Regions from separate parts of the Homo sapiens genome. Here region 2 is linked to region 1. Evidence: read pairs that join two places in POLR2A ChIA-PET (ENCODE). Cell type or tissue: HepG2. All regions are shown on one strand. Each heading gives the region's core, and the rest is flanking DNA. Links, peaks and the distances in the headings are about the cores only.

Region 1 (6,872 bases), core at 1,856-4,355:
TTTCTGACAAAAAATTTGTTTCCATAGTACAAGTCAACAATGATATAAATTATCCAGTGCAAAAAAAAAAAAAAGAGAGAGAGAGAAGTGAAAAATACAGATCTGGATTAGGATTCAGGACTAGATACAAAAAAAAGAAAAGAAATATAAAGAAAATAATTGAAAAATATACAAATATACTTTGCCTAATCTTATTTAAAAGGACTTGATTTCCTTAACCAAACACCACAGGATATCCCATTTCAAATAAGCCATTAACATTACACATTAAAAATTTATGATGACTATCTTTTTGTGTATATTTATATAGGCTATAAAAACAATGATTAATAAAATTTAAAATGAGCAAACATGAATTACCCTAAAAATGGTAAAAGGGAAATTCTGCAACTATTTCACAATAAAGTAATGTTAACACAGTTTAAAATAAGACTGCAGGTCAGGCACAGTGTTTCAGGCCTGTAATCCCAGCACTCTGGGAGGCCAAAGGGAGAGGATCACTTGAGCCCAGGAGTTCCAGACAGTACAGGCAACATAGTGAGATCCTGTCTCTACAAAACATAAAGATACTAGCTGGGTATGGTGGTGCATGCCTGTAGTCCCAGCTACCCAGGAGTCTGAAGCAGGAAGACTGCTTGAGCCCAGGAGGTCAAGGCTGCAGTGAGCCATGATTGTGCTGCTGCACAACAGCCTAGGTGACATACCAAGACCCCACTTCATTAAGAAAAGGAAAAAAAAAAAAGAACGCCTATAATGACTCAATAGATAGATGACAAAAGTGAAAACTTAAAAGCAAAATATATCAACAATGTCCCTTTAAGAAATCTCAGCAATGAAAAAGGTCAAAACTTAAAGGAATTTAAATCATTTTAGTTCTCATTATAGCATCAGATTGGGTTTGGCCCTAAGAAATAAAATTGCAACAGCAACTTCTTTGCTAAGAAATTTTCCACTGTCAGTCTAAACAATCACACAGCAGACACCATTCTAAATGCTTTTACTCTTTTTATCGTTCATCTAAAAACCAGCTTCTACTAATTTTTCCTTCAGCAGAATAAACTGCATGCACGTTTTGCAGTACAGACATGTGTCAGTTCTGAGAAATGCATCACAGGCAATTTCATTGTGCAAAATCACAGAATGTACTTACACAAACCTAGATGGTATAGCCTACTACAGACCTAGGCTATACGGTATAACCTATTGCTCCTAGGCTATAAACTTGTACAGAATACTACTGCACTGAATACTGTAGGCAATGGTAACACAATGGTATGTAAGCACAGAAAAGGTACAGTAAAATACAGTATTAAAATCTTATGGAAATACCCTCATATGTGGTATATGACTGTTCTTTACTATGAAACATATTGTACTGCAGCTAAAGACTAAGGTTTGGCTAAGTGGAGCCAACCAGCCAAACATGTCAGTTTCCACCACCTCCCTGACATACACTATACTACCTCAGAGTCTGCAAAGCAGTTTCATGACTGTTGAGTTTCACCAATCACTCCTCCAGATTAGCAAAACCCTAAATGCTTTCTGCAGATGCACCAAGAATCTCAGGGTCTCTAGATAAGGACCACAGAAAAGTGAAAATCATGATACTGGAATCAGTTGCTCTGAAGACTCAGAGAAGAGCAACTGCTTCATTTATCACTGTTTTTCTGGGTTTTTGAATCCTAGTGGGAGCCAGTTATTCTAGCAAAATCCTTCATGCTTTAATGTCTGGGGTTTACAAATGATGCTCACCTATTTCTCATCTAACTCTTCATATTGCAATCAAAGAGGCAAGAGATGACCAAGATTTTTTTCATAAAAGGACTCTAGTATTTGAGGGACTGGAGTGGTCAGAATATGGTCTTTTAAAAAGAAAACAGTAGGCTGGGCACGGTGGCTGATGCCTGTAATCCCAGTACTTTGGGAGGCTGAGGCAGGTGGATCACTTGAGGTCAGGAGTTTAAGACCAGTCCGGCCAACGTGGTGAAACCCTGCCTTTACTAAAAATATAAAAATTACCCAGGCATGGTGGTGGGTGCCTGCAATCCCACCTACTCAGGAGGCTGAGGCGGGAGAATCTCTTGAAGCCAGCAGGCAGAGGTTGCAGTTAAGCACCAAGATTGTGCCACTGTACTCCAGCACGGGCAACAGAGGAGCAAGACTACACCTCCCCCCCCCAAAAAAAAAAACAAAAAAACAACAAAAAAAAACCAGCAAAGAAAAGAGTAACTTTCACTGAGGTATAAGACCCAGACTCTTGGGGAAATTACATTCAAAACTAGGGATTTTTTTTTTTTTTGAGACAGTTTCCCTCTTATTGCAATGGCCTGATCTCGGATCACTGCAACCTCGCCTCCCAGGTTCAAATGTTTCTCCTGCCTCAGCCTCCCGAGTAGCTGGAATTACAGGCATGTGCCACCATGCCTGGTTAATTTTGTATTTTTAGTAGGGATGGAGTTTCACCGTGTTGGCCTGGCTGGTCTCAAACTCCTGACCTCAAATGACCTACCTCAGCCTCCCAAAGAGCTGGGATTACAGGTGTGAGCCACCGTGCCCGGCCAGGTTTCTTATTGACCTCAGGTGATCCGCCCGCCTCAGCCTCCCAAAGTGTTGGGATTATAGGCGTGAGCCACCACGCCCGGCAAAACTAGGGATTTTTAAAATTCAGTTTGAGGTGGTGATAAAACATAAAGTGGCAACGGCAAAGAGAACTGAGCATAATACAAATAGGTAAATGAAAAGAGCATAAAATTAAATAATTTTAAATCAATATTAAACAATGTCAACAGACACAATTTGGGGTGGCTAATTCATAATTCCCCCAGGTGGCCATGTCTGCACTACCCTATCCTTCATTTGAGAAACTATCCACTCTCCCTCCTATTTTTCTAAACATTGGTTCTAAATGAGAACTCTTATCTTCCTACATGACCCTGCCCTTTCAACACATAATGATTAACAGGGGGATGAAATTTTGATGTAACAGGACCAAAGTCCTGCCTTAGAATTTCTCAAACTAGTGTTGAGGGAGGGAAACTTTGAGGATGTTGTTCCAGAGCTACCGGTAGCCATGACCACTGCTGCTGGGGGAAGATCATTTCAGAGAATAAAGCCAACATATAGAGAGAAATGGAAGAGACAGAGTTCTAATGATAATGTATAACTTACCCTCAATTATGTACATAATACATATTTTACTTTATATTAAGCATGACACACACTTCCCATGGTTATTCTAAGAATTAAAAAAAATAATGAACATAAAGGCACTTTGTAAACTAAGTTTATCAGGGCTTACTATTCAACGAATGCAATCACTTTGTCTTTCAATTTAAAAAGTATGCACATATATAAAGTAGAAAAGGTAGGTAATAAAATTCAATGTAAGATATGACTATAACCATAAAACAAATGCACAAGACCAGGGGCCTGCAAACTGGCTACACAGCCAAATCTGGCCTGTCAACTGTTTTTGTGTGGCCTGCACACAAAGAATGGTTTTTGCATTTTTCAATGTTTGGGGAAAAAAATGAGTAAAAGAATTTTTTGCAATATGTGAAAGTTACCTTAAGTTCAAATTTCAGTGTCCATAAATAAAGCTTCACTGGAACACAAGCAGGCTCATTTGTTTACATATTGTTTATGGCTGCTTTCATGCTACAACAGAGTTAAGAAGCTGCCTTTACAGAAAGTTGCCAACCCCTATGCAAGACTATAAAGATACACACCAAAACACTTAAAATTATTGTGTCAGGAAGTCAGGATCATAAGTAATTTCATCTAGTCTCTACCTTTCCAATGTCTGAGATGTGATATTACTTTTTATGAAAACAAAACTTAAAAAAATAGCTTCTATCTGATTTCCCATCATTCACTGTATAGCTCATCTAATTCATCTAAGTCTTCCCCACATCACTAAATAGTACTACCAAGTTGATCAAGCTGAAAAACTAGGAGTTATCTGTGATTCATTGGTTTTCTTCGTCCCTTACATCCATTCATCAAGCACATCCATAGGCCCCTCAAAATATATCCCAAACCCTACCGTTTCTTTTGCCATCACTACTCAAACTCTAGTCACCATTATCTTTCATCACTACTCCTGCAAGAACCTCCTAACTATGACCTGACATTGTGGGGGGACTCAGCAGGAGGAGGGAATGGGAGGGAAGAGACTTAAGGTTGCAAAGAATAGAAAGTCTGGCAACAAAAGAGAATATAGATAACACATACACACTCAAATAGTCTAAAGCTTAAGTTCTATCATCCTGACAAGAACATCTTTAATTCTTAAAATAATTTTCTCAAGGAATATTTCTGCTTTCTTTTAACAAATCTTGCCTCTTCCCTGCATTTCTAAATTTAAAATCAAATTATAAGCACCTCTTCTGGTTGTAAAACACCATCACCTAAAAAAAAAAAGAGCCCAATTTTGATGACTTTTTTTTTCCTCTTTGCATTTCAGATTGGGAATTTTGACTTCGTAATATGTCTCATGATGTTAGTAACCAAGGAAATGGATTAGCTGTCTTCATATAGCTATATAATTAAATAAAATTTTGTGATTGAATTATTCATAAAACACTCTTTCTTCAGTATTCAACATAAGAGAACAACAGCAAATGAAAAAAGTATCGTATAGTGGAAAGCACCGTATTTTGAAAGGCATGACTTGGGCTTCAGTGCTTTATCACACTAACTGTATGATATCAAACCAGCCCTCTTAAACCTTATAGTTTCCTCTTTTATAAAATACAGATATTAATGTCTGTTCTAATTCCTAAGATTGTTAGTGAATTAAGGAGATCATGTTTTTGAAAGTAATTTTATTATCATTTATTTGAGACAGGTTCTCGCCCTGTCACAGAACCTGGAGTGCAGTAGCAAGATCACAGCTCATTGCCACCTTGAACTCCTGGTCTCATGCAATCCTCTCGTCTTGGCCTCCCAAGTAACAGGGACTGCAGATATGCACTACCACGCCTGGCTCACTTATTTTCTCTCTAGTAGAGACATGGTCTTGCTATGTAGCCCAGGCTGGTCTTGAACTCAATCTAGGAGAGACATGATAAAGGCCTGAAACAGGTCTCCTCCTCTCTTCCCTTGGTAGTGGGATAGGAGACATGGACAGATTTAAAATTAAAGAGGAAAAATCAGCAAGACTCTCTTATAAATCAGGCACTTCATGAATATAATTTCAGGTGCTCCCCACAGTAACTCTGAAATATTATCACTGTTTTAAAAATAAGGCTCGTGGTTCGTCATGGTGGCTCATGCCTGTAATCCCAGCACTTTGGGAGGCCGAGTAGGGAGGACTGCTTGAGCCCAGGAATTTGAGACCAGCCTAGGCAACAAAGTGAAATCCCATCTCTTAAAAAACTTAAACAAAAAGGCTCAGAAAAGCTGTAAGTGGGATAACTGGAGTTGGAACTTTAAAAAGTCCATGCTCTTTTTACTGATTTTGCTATGTCTATTTTTACCTGGGAATAATGCTGCCTACCTGGGCTCAAGCGATCCTCCTGCCTTGGACTCCCAAAGCGCTGGGATTACAGGTGTAAGCCACCATGCTTGGCCCTTGAAAGTAATTTTAAAAGTAGGCTGGGCATGGCGGTTCACACCTGTAATCCCAGCCCTATGGGAAGCCAAGGTGGGCAGATCACCTGAGGTCAGTAGTTCAAGACCAACCTGGCCAACATGGTGAAACTCCATCTCTACTAAAAACACAAAAATTAGCCAGGCATGGTGCAGGTGCCTGTAATCCCTGCTACTCGGGAGGCTAACACAGGAGGCAGAGGCTGCAGTGAGCCAAGATCGCACCACTGCACTCCAGCCTGGGTGACAAAGCAAGACTCTGTCTCAAAAAAAAAGTAATTTTAAAAGTAAACCCTAAAATATAAGTACCCAGGAGCAGTGGTTCACGGCCTGTAATCCCAGCACTTTGAGAGGCTGAGACTGGCGGATCACTTCAGCCCAGGAGTTTGAGACCAGCCTGGGCAACATGGCAAAAACCCTTCTCAACAAAAAAATACAAAAATTAGCCAGGCATGGTGGTGTGCACCTGTAGTCCCAGCTACTCCGCGAGGTGAGTGGGAGGATCACCTGAGCCCAGGAGGTCCTCTACATTATTTTCCATTTCCTCTACATTATTTTTCAAATATATAAAAATTTTAATTGAAACCTTTACTATCAGCTATAGTAATTAAGACAAGGTGGTATTTGCTTAGTGACAAACAGAGACTGACATAACAGAATACAGAGTGCAGAACTCCATCTACACATATGTGGTCTGTTGATTTTCAGCAAAGGTGCCAAGGTAATTCAATGGAAAAAGGCTAATCTTTCCGATTAGTTCAATTGTGCTGGAACAAAAATCATCAGTGTGCAAATAAACGAAACTTGACTTTGTACCCTATACAAAAATTAACTCTAAAGAGATCATCGACCTAAAAATAAGAGCAAAAACTAAGAAATAATAAGAATCTTTGTGACCCTGGGTTAGGCAAAAATTCCTTAAGTAGGACACAAAAAGTATAAACTACAAAAGAAAAAAATAAGTTGAACATCAAAATAAACTGATAAATGGATTTCATCAAACTAAAAAACTTTCACTCTTCTAAAGACTGTTAGTTTATGAAAGGGCAAGCCACAGACTGGGAGAAAATATTTGCAAACCACATTTTTTATAAAGGACTTGTACCCAAAGCATATAAAATACTCTCAAAACTTAAGGCAACCATTTTTTTTTAAAAAAAATGAGCACCAAATAGGAGAATTCATAGAGAAAGAAAACAGATTCATGGTTGCTAGGGCCTGAAAGAAGATGTATACTCAAATGTTCACTGCAGCTTTATTCGTAACAGCCAAAACTAATA
Region 2 (6,872 bases), core at 2,042-4,541, 63 kb after region 1:
ACTTGGGGATTCCTGTCTGTAACTAAAAGAAGAAAAATCCCATGACACTAGAGGGCTTGCTATAGATGGGGAAAAGGGAGTTTCTCATTCACTTCTAGCAGGGACTGTTAGTAGAGAGGAAGCCCTGGGTAGGAATTTGCTGTGGCTCAGTGTATCGAAAAAGCACATCCACTCAGCTTCTATCAGTTCTCTGGATAGCCAGGGTGATGCTCACAAGTGGAGGCCTTCTGTTTAGAAAGGCACAGTGATGGTCTGGGCCCAGTGGCTCACGCCTGTAATCCCAGCACTTTGGAAGGCGAGGCGGGCAGATCACCTGAGGTCGGGAGTTTGAGACCAGCCTGACCAACATGGAGAAACCCCGTCTCTATTAAAAATACAAAATTAGCCAGGCGTGGTGGTGCATGCCTATAATCCCAGCTACTCGGGAGGCTGAGGCAGGAGAACCTGGGAGGCAGAGGTTGCGGTGAGCCGAGATGGTGCCATTGCACTCCAGCCTGGGCAACAAGAGTGAAACTCCGTCTCAAAAAAAAAAAAAAAAAAAGGCACAGTGATGGGCAGCATTTCCAGTGCCAGGTAGGCCCAGGGCATAGTCTATAAGTGGTGGTGGGGGGCCAAAAAAAGGGGACTGGAGCCACTCTGAATAACAAAAGCAAAGTCATATTTTAATTTAGTTGGATGGAATATGTTGCCTTTAGAAAGACCTCCTCACTAATACAGAATTAGGTTGAGAATGATTGTCTTTGGGGTGTGTGCATGTGTGTGTGTGAGAGAGAGAGACAGAACGAGAGAGAGAGAGAGATCTAAGAGTTACTCATAGGAGATCAGAAAACCATAGGAAGAGTGAGGAGGAATATGTTGACCTCAAGCTGGCGGAAGAACCCTGAAAAGAATAAGAAAAGGAGAAATGAAGCCTACTATGGATTATTTTGGGAATCATCTAACTATGTGGCATGATTCCTATCTGAGTAACTCAGACTGTGAAAAATGTATTGCTGTGGATTATCCATATATTACAGATTAGCCTATTTGGGGAAGAGGGGTAGACATTGTGAACCCTTTTGAGTGGGAATATCATAAAAGAGGGTTCCATTAAAATGTAAGCACTGTGAGGGCTTGAATTTTTGTCATTTGTGTTTACTGCTCTATTCTAGCACCTAGAACAATGTGTCATTCCTGTGTCACCTCTTGTATCAGTTCCCTACTGCTGGTGTAACAAATTACCACAAATTTAGTGACTTAAAACCACACATTCATTATTGTCCTGATCTGGAGGTAGAAGACCTAAAATCCAGGTGTTGGCAGGGCTGCGTTCATTCCCGAGGCTTTGGGGGAGAAGGAGTTTTCTAGCCCTTTTCTGAAGGTTGCCTGCGTTCCTCGGTTCCCGCCTCACATCACTCTGACCTATGCTTCCATCCTCTCATTTTCTCTGATTCTGACTCTCCTGCCTCCTTCTGTCCCTCATGAGGATCCTTGTGATTACATCATGCTTACCTGGATAAGCCAGGATCATCTCTCCATCTCAAGGTCTTTAACTTAATCACACCTGCAAAGTCCATGTAAGGTAAGATATTCACAGGTTCCAGAATGTGGACATTTTTGGGGATCATTATTCTGCCTACTACACCCCTGAGGCCACCATCAGTGTCATGTCAAGGGAAGAGGGCAGCCCTGAGTCCTGGGGCAGGACCCACAGTGCTGTGAGCGGAGGTCCCAGCTGAGTGTGGAGTTTAGGGACAGGTAAGAGCAGAGGGACAGGCTGCTGTGTGGACTGGCTTTGGGAATAAGAAACTTACTCCCTGTGTGCAGATATACTGGAGGAAGGTGCTTTTCAGTGACAGAGGCAGAAGGATAGATTCTGCTGTTATGACTACAAGGGCTGTCCAAGCAGCAGACACTCAGATTACAGCTCTTTTCCGGTTTGGGTGTTAAGAATTTGAGACAATTTGAAAAGTGTAGTGCCTGCTTTATGGCAGATGTGCAACTCACTAAGAGCCATCTATTATTAATACCAGAGGGTGAGGGGCCAGGGAGGTTCCAGGGCCCCAGCTGTCTGGGGAGGCAGGTCACATGGCTCTATATCCCCAACCCTGGGGAAACAGGAAGAAGAACTGTCAAAAGGGAATAAGGTATGGGGCAGGTGTGCAGAGGTAGAGTTTCAAATGCTCTTTATCTTAACTTCTTCCCACGCAAGCTAGGAGGAAGCATCTGGCCGGTTCTTTAATGAAACTTGGAACTCACTGCTGCAGTCAAGAAGGAAATATTCCTGCGGTTTTTCTGTGAGGGAAGAAAGTAATAAATCTTTCTGTTGTTGAAGCAACACCTTTCAGTGGTGTAGCTCTGAGAGGGATATATTATTCTTAAAGTGTATGTGCTTGAGAGTTTGTTACCATCAGGCCATCGGGAAGCTTCACAAAGGTCCTGAAGGTCAGGAACAAAGCATAGGAACAGAATGCGTGGTTAGGAGCTGGTAGTCACAAACTCTGGAGCAGTCACAGATGATGCAGATTTAAGAAATCTACATTCCTTTTAGAACAGTTAGATTTTTGGGGTGAGTGCTGGCTCTGGAAAGCCCGTTTGTATCTCCCTGTGGATTTCCTGAGGAGCCCCTCCTCCAAAATGGGGCATTCCATAATTAGCGCCTGCTTAGATCAGTCATGTGTGGTAGAAGAAGAGGACAAGATCTCGTTTTTAAGGAGATCACTTATTCTGCAAAAATGTGTTGAATCCTTGCCATATGCCTGGCACTGTTCTAGGTGCAGGGGATACGGTAGCGACCAAAACACAAAACAAATAATAAATCTGTTTTATCTGGTTGTGATAAGGAGGATAGAGGCAAATAAGGCAGAATAAAGGGCTCAAGAGTAGCAGTGGGTGTGCTGTCTGACATAGTGTGGCCAGGGATGGCCCCCTTAAGAATGGGATACTTGTGCAGAGACCTGAAAGAAGCAGAAAAGGCTGAGGGGCAAGTCAAACAGACATCTACAGAGTGCTCCAGGCAGAGGGAACATCCACCAAAGCATATGCAACAGCTCAGTTTTAGTGAGTGCTCTGTGCAGTGCTGGCCCAGATCTCAACATCCGTTCCTCTTGTTAGGCATAGCCCTCACCCACACTGCAGCTCCTGGCAACTCCTTGGTGTAATACATCCCAGTCCCTGGCATAATCTTGCATAAAGTGATGAGAACCTGGAGGAGGGCAACAGCAAGAAGGCATAAGAGTTTTTGAAGGGAAAATCAACAGCATGTTGTGACTATATATGGGGGCTGACTTGGGTTTTGCATCTAGGAGCCTGGGGTTAGAATGTCCAGCCATAAGGTAGCAGCCCAAAGCCTGTGTGGCATCTTTGTGACTCAGGATGGATTTATCAGTCTGTCCTTGAGGCAAAGGCTCACTCCAAATTCCATGTTTGTGTAGTCCCCACCTTTATTCGGTAAGTCGACCCAATGTAGCTGCTGTGCCTAAATCTCCTGAGCTTTCATGTATAAAGGACAGAGAAGACAAAGTTAGAGTGCACAGCAAACAGAAATGTTTATACTGAGATTGCTTTTGTGTGAAGCAGCATTTTCCCTCTGCTCCATTCACAGACAAGCCTGATTAGTGGAAATGTACATTGGATTTTTCAAAAACTTTTTTGCTGAATGGTTTCTACTTTCAAGGTACTATCTTCCCGAGAAGTGTGTTTCTATCTTGACAATATAACTTCAAATGATAGGTGTAAAGTGGTTTTTTTGAAAAAAAAAGGTGGTTTGCAAATGAGGAAGTAATGCTCTTTTAATACCTTGACTACTCAGGGGGGATGGAGCAAAGTCAGGCTCTGACATGCCTCTTGTTTCAAGTTCTGAAGGCTCTTGGACTGCAGCCTTTCCACAGCTTACCTCGAGTTGGCTAAGCACCTTTCCTCATGAGTAAAATGCAAATAGCAAGGTTGTTAGGGCCCGGGCATTTCTTTCTTTCTCCTGGGGAGTTTGTGAATTTCTAGGGTGTTTCTTTGCTGAGCTGAGATTTTATGAAATAAACAGTGTAAAGAGTCTTACTGTAATGGCTCCCACTAATACTAAATGCTAAATAGATACCAATAGATACCAAATAAATAAATACTAGTGTCTACAGAGCTTATGTTAAAAACGAAAGTCCTGGCTGGGTTCGGTGGTTCATGCCTGTAATCCCAGCGCTTTGGGAGGCCGAGGTGGGCAGATCGCCTGAGGTCAGGAGTTTGAGACCAGCCTGGCCAACATAGTGAAACCCCATCTCTTCTAAAAATACAGAAAATTAGCCGGGCATGGTGGCAGGTGCCTGTAATCCCAGCTACTCAGGAGGCAGAGGCAGGAGGATCGCTTTAACCCCGGCGGCAGAGTTTGCAGTGAGCCAAGATTGCGCCATTGCACTCCAGCCTGGGCAACAAGAATGAAACTCCATCTCAAAAAAAAAAAAAAAAAAAGGAAAGTCCTTATTAGTTAGAGATGCATGCTGAAGTATGTATTAGTGAAGTGATGCTGTGTCTGGGATTTGCTTTTTAAAATTCCAGCAAAAAAAAAAAAAAAAAAAAAAAAGAATAGTTGTGGGGGTGAGGGGCAATAGATGAAACAAGATTGGTGTATGTTGAGATTATCCAAGCTGGATGGTGGGTACATGGGGGTTCATTTTTACGTTTCTCTCATTTTGTGTGTGTTTGAAAATTTTCATGACAAAAACTTAAAAGAGAGAGAGAGAGAAAAAAAATGTCAATGTCTGATGCACTCTTTTCCCTCTTGACTCTGTTGTTACATAATAAACAGGGATCCTAATGTGGGGAATTTGATTATGGGAGTTTTTGCAGTATGACTTCAACGAAGAGAAAAGTTTGATGGATTATTTCTGGAGAGCGGAGTAGTCAAGGTTTCCAAGAAAAGTGATGTTGAAATGAATAATGAAGATTCCCTGCTCAGTGATGCAGCCCTTTCAGGCTCTTGACAAATGTTCTGGGAAATTGTGGAAGTGATCATTGTCACCTATGCAGCTCAGCACTGATTTGTGCAACATAGGAAAGACCCGCATACCCCAGCAGTTTCACTCAGTCCCTCGAGGACTTCAGTGAAATCTACTTGTACCTGGTGCCCAGTGTGGCAATTGCAGGTCAGTCCTGCATCCTGGCCATCTGGACGTGGTATTCTTAAAAGCCTCAGTGTTTTCCAGCCGGGACACCATTGAGGGAGGTGTATGCAGTGCAATCAGGCAGCTTGCAGCCAGTCTTTGGCAGTCTCACTAAGCCCAATCAGAAGGGCTGGAATGCAACACGGGAAGTTCTTCTTAGCCCCAGTCGCTAGGTCTGTAGGGTGGGGTGGAAATTGGCTTCTGGGTGACCACACCCAGCTCCCTATCCACTCTGCCCAGAGACTTTACATCCTCAACAGCTGCTGTCTGTGTTTGGCTTTCAACTCCTCTGCCTTGACCCAGCTCCCAGAGACCAGTTTACAGGAGACAACTGTGACACTAGCGTTCCGATCATATCTGACCTCAGCCCCCTCCTCATGGCCCCTCCTGCCACACACATTGTATGCCTTCATTTCCTTTCTAAGACAAGATTTATCTCAGAAAGTGGATCTTTGGTTAGCTCATGGCTTTGCTCTTGAGTTTCTTGAAACTTATTCCAAAAGCTCGTCACTTAAAATACAGGAAAAAATTGGCTAATTTTCTTTTAATGGGCTTCAGTAGAATAAAGAATAAGACGATGTAGATATATTTATTGTGAATTGCTTGGACTGCTCTGGAGTATGAGAATGGACAGTTAGTGATGCTTTATGAAGTTTCTTGGCCCTTCTGTATCATCATTAGTTTTATTTTTATTTATTTATTCATATTTATTTATTTATTTTTGAGACAGAGTCTCGCTCTGTCACCCAAACTGGAGTGCAGTGGCGCAATATCAGCTCACTGCAAACTCCGCCTCCTGGATTGAAGTGATTCTTCTGCCTCAGCCTCCCGAGTAGCTGAGATTACAGTCACCTGCCACCATGCCTGGCTAATTTTTGTATTTTTAGTAGAGGCAGGGTTTCACCATGTTGGCCAGGCTGATCTGAAACTCCTGACCTCAAGCAATCTACCCGCCTCAGCCTCCCAAAGTGCTGGGATTACAGGCGTGAGTCACTGTGCCAGGCCCCACCATTAGTTTTATAAATCAAGATATAACATGTGTTATGAACTTCTGTGGTACTGCCTTTTTAAGAGCTCATCATCCCTGAAAATCATTCAAACCCTTCAACATGGCAACAGCCCTCCTGGACATTTCTACAAAGGAAATAATTAAAAAGAAGAAAAGAAATCTTTGCATGCACTAGATGTTTATAGAAGAACCACTTATAATAGTTATGGCCAGCTCACGCCCATAATTCCAGCACTTTGGGAGGCCAAGGTGGGCAGATCATGAGGTCAGGAGATTAAGACCATCCTGGCCGACATGGTGAAACCCTGTCTCTACTAAAAATACAAAAATTAGCTGGGTGGGGTGGCGCCTGCCTGTAGTCCCAGCTACTCGGGAGGCTGAGACAGGAGAATCGCCTGAACCAGGGAGATGGAGGTTGCAGTGAGCCGAGATCATGCCATGCACTCCAGCCTGGTGACAGAGCGAGACTCCATCTCAAAAAATAAAAAATAAAAAAAGAACCACTTATAATAGTTAAAAACTGGAAATAACTTAATGCGTAGCAGCAGGGGAAATGATTAAACAAGTTATGGCATATCCATGGGAAACCACGAAGCCACAAAAAAAGATCATTAGGAAGACTATGTAAGGACAAGAAAGTGTTTATTAAGTGATGTTAAACAAAAAGTGGAACACAAAAATTACATGAACATTATAATTATGCTTACATAAAATATTTCTATATCTGACTGAAG

The links. Peaks named below come from ENCODE experiments on the same cell type or tissue, not always from the same donor. Only the 100,000 strongest peaks of a DNase experiment are listed, where the experiment ranks them.
Region 2: POLR2A ChIA-PET joins it to region 1 with 10 read pairs; 12 of 35 experiments call an interaction of 5 or more read pairs at or near these places.

Annotation. Positions count from the first base shown.
Region 1 is chr2:42,187,550-42,194,421 of GRCh38, reverse strand. All of the region lies in intron 1 of EML4 (EMAP like 4), which reads right to left. Among named protein-coding and RNA genes, the nearest start is that of EML4-AS1, 21 kb to the right of the region's middle. In HepG2, for the core only: no CTCF peak of the experiment used is centred there; a DNase peak (open chromatin) is centred at 2,991; H3K4me3 peaks cover 996 bases.
Region 2 is chr2:42,124,482-42,131,353 of GRCh38, reverse strand. No RefSeq gene overlaps it. Among named protein-coding and RNA genes, the nearest start is that of EML4, 41 kb to the left of the region's middle. RefSeq lists an enhancer at 3,494-3,703. In HepG2, for the core only: no CTCF peak of the experiment used is centred there; a DNase peak (open chromatin) is centred at 3,433; H3K4me3 peaks cover 1,196 bases.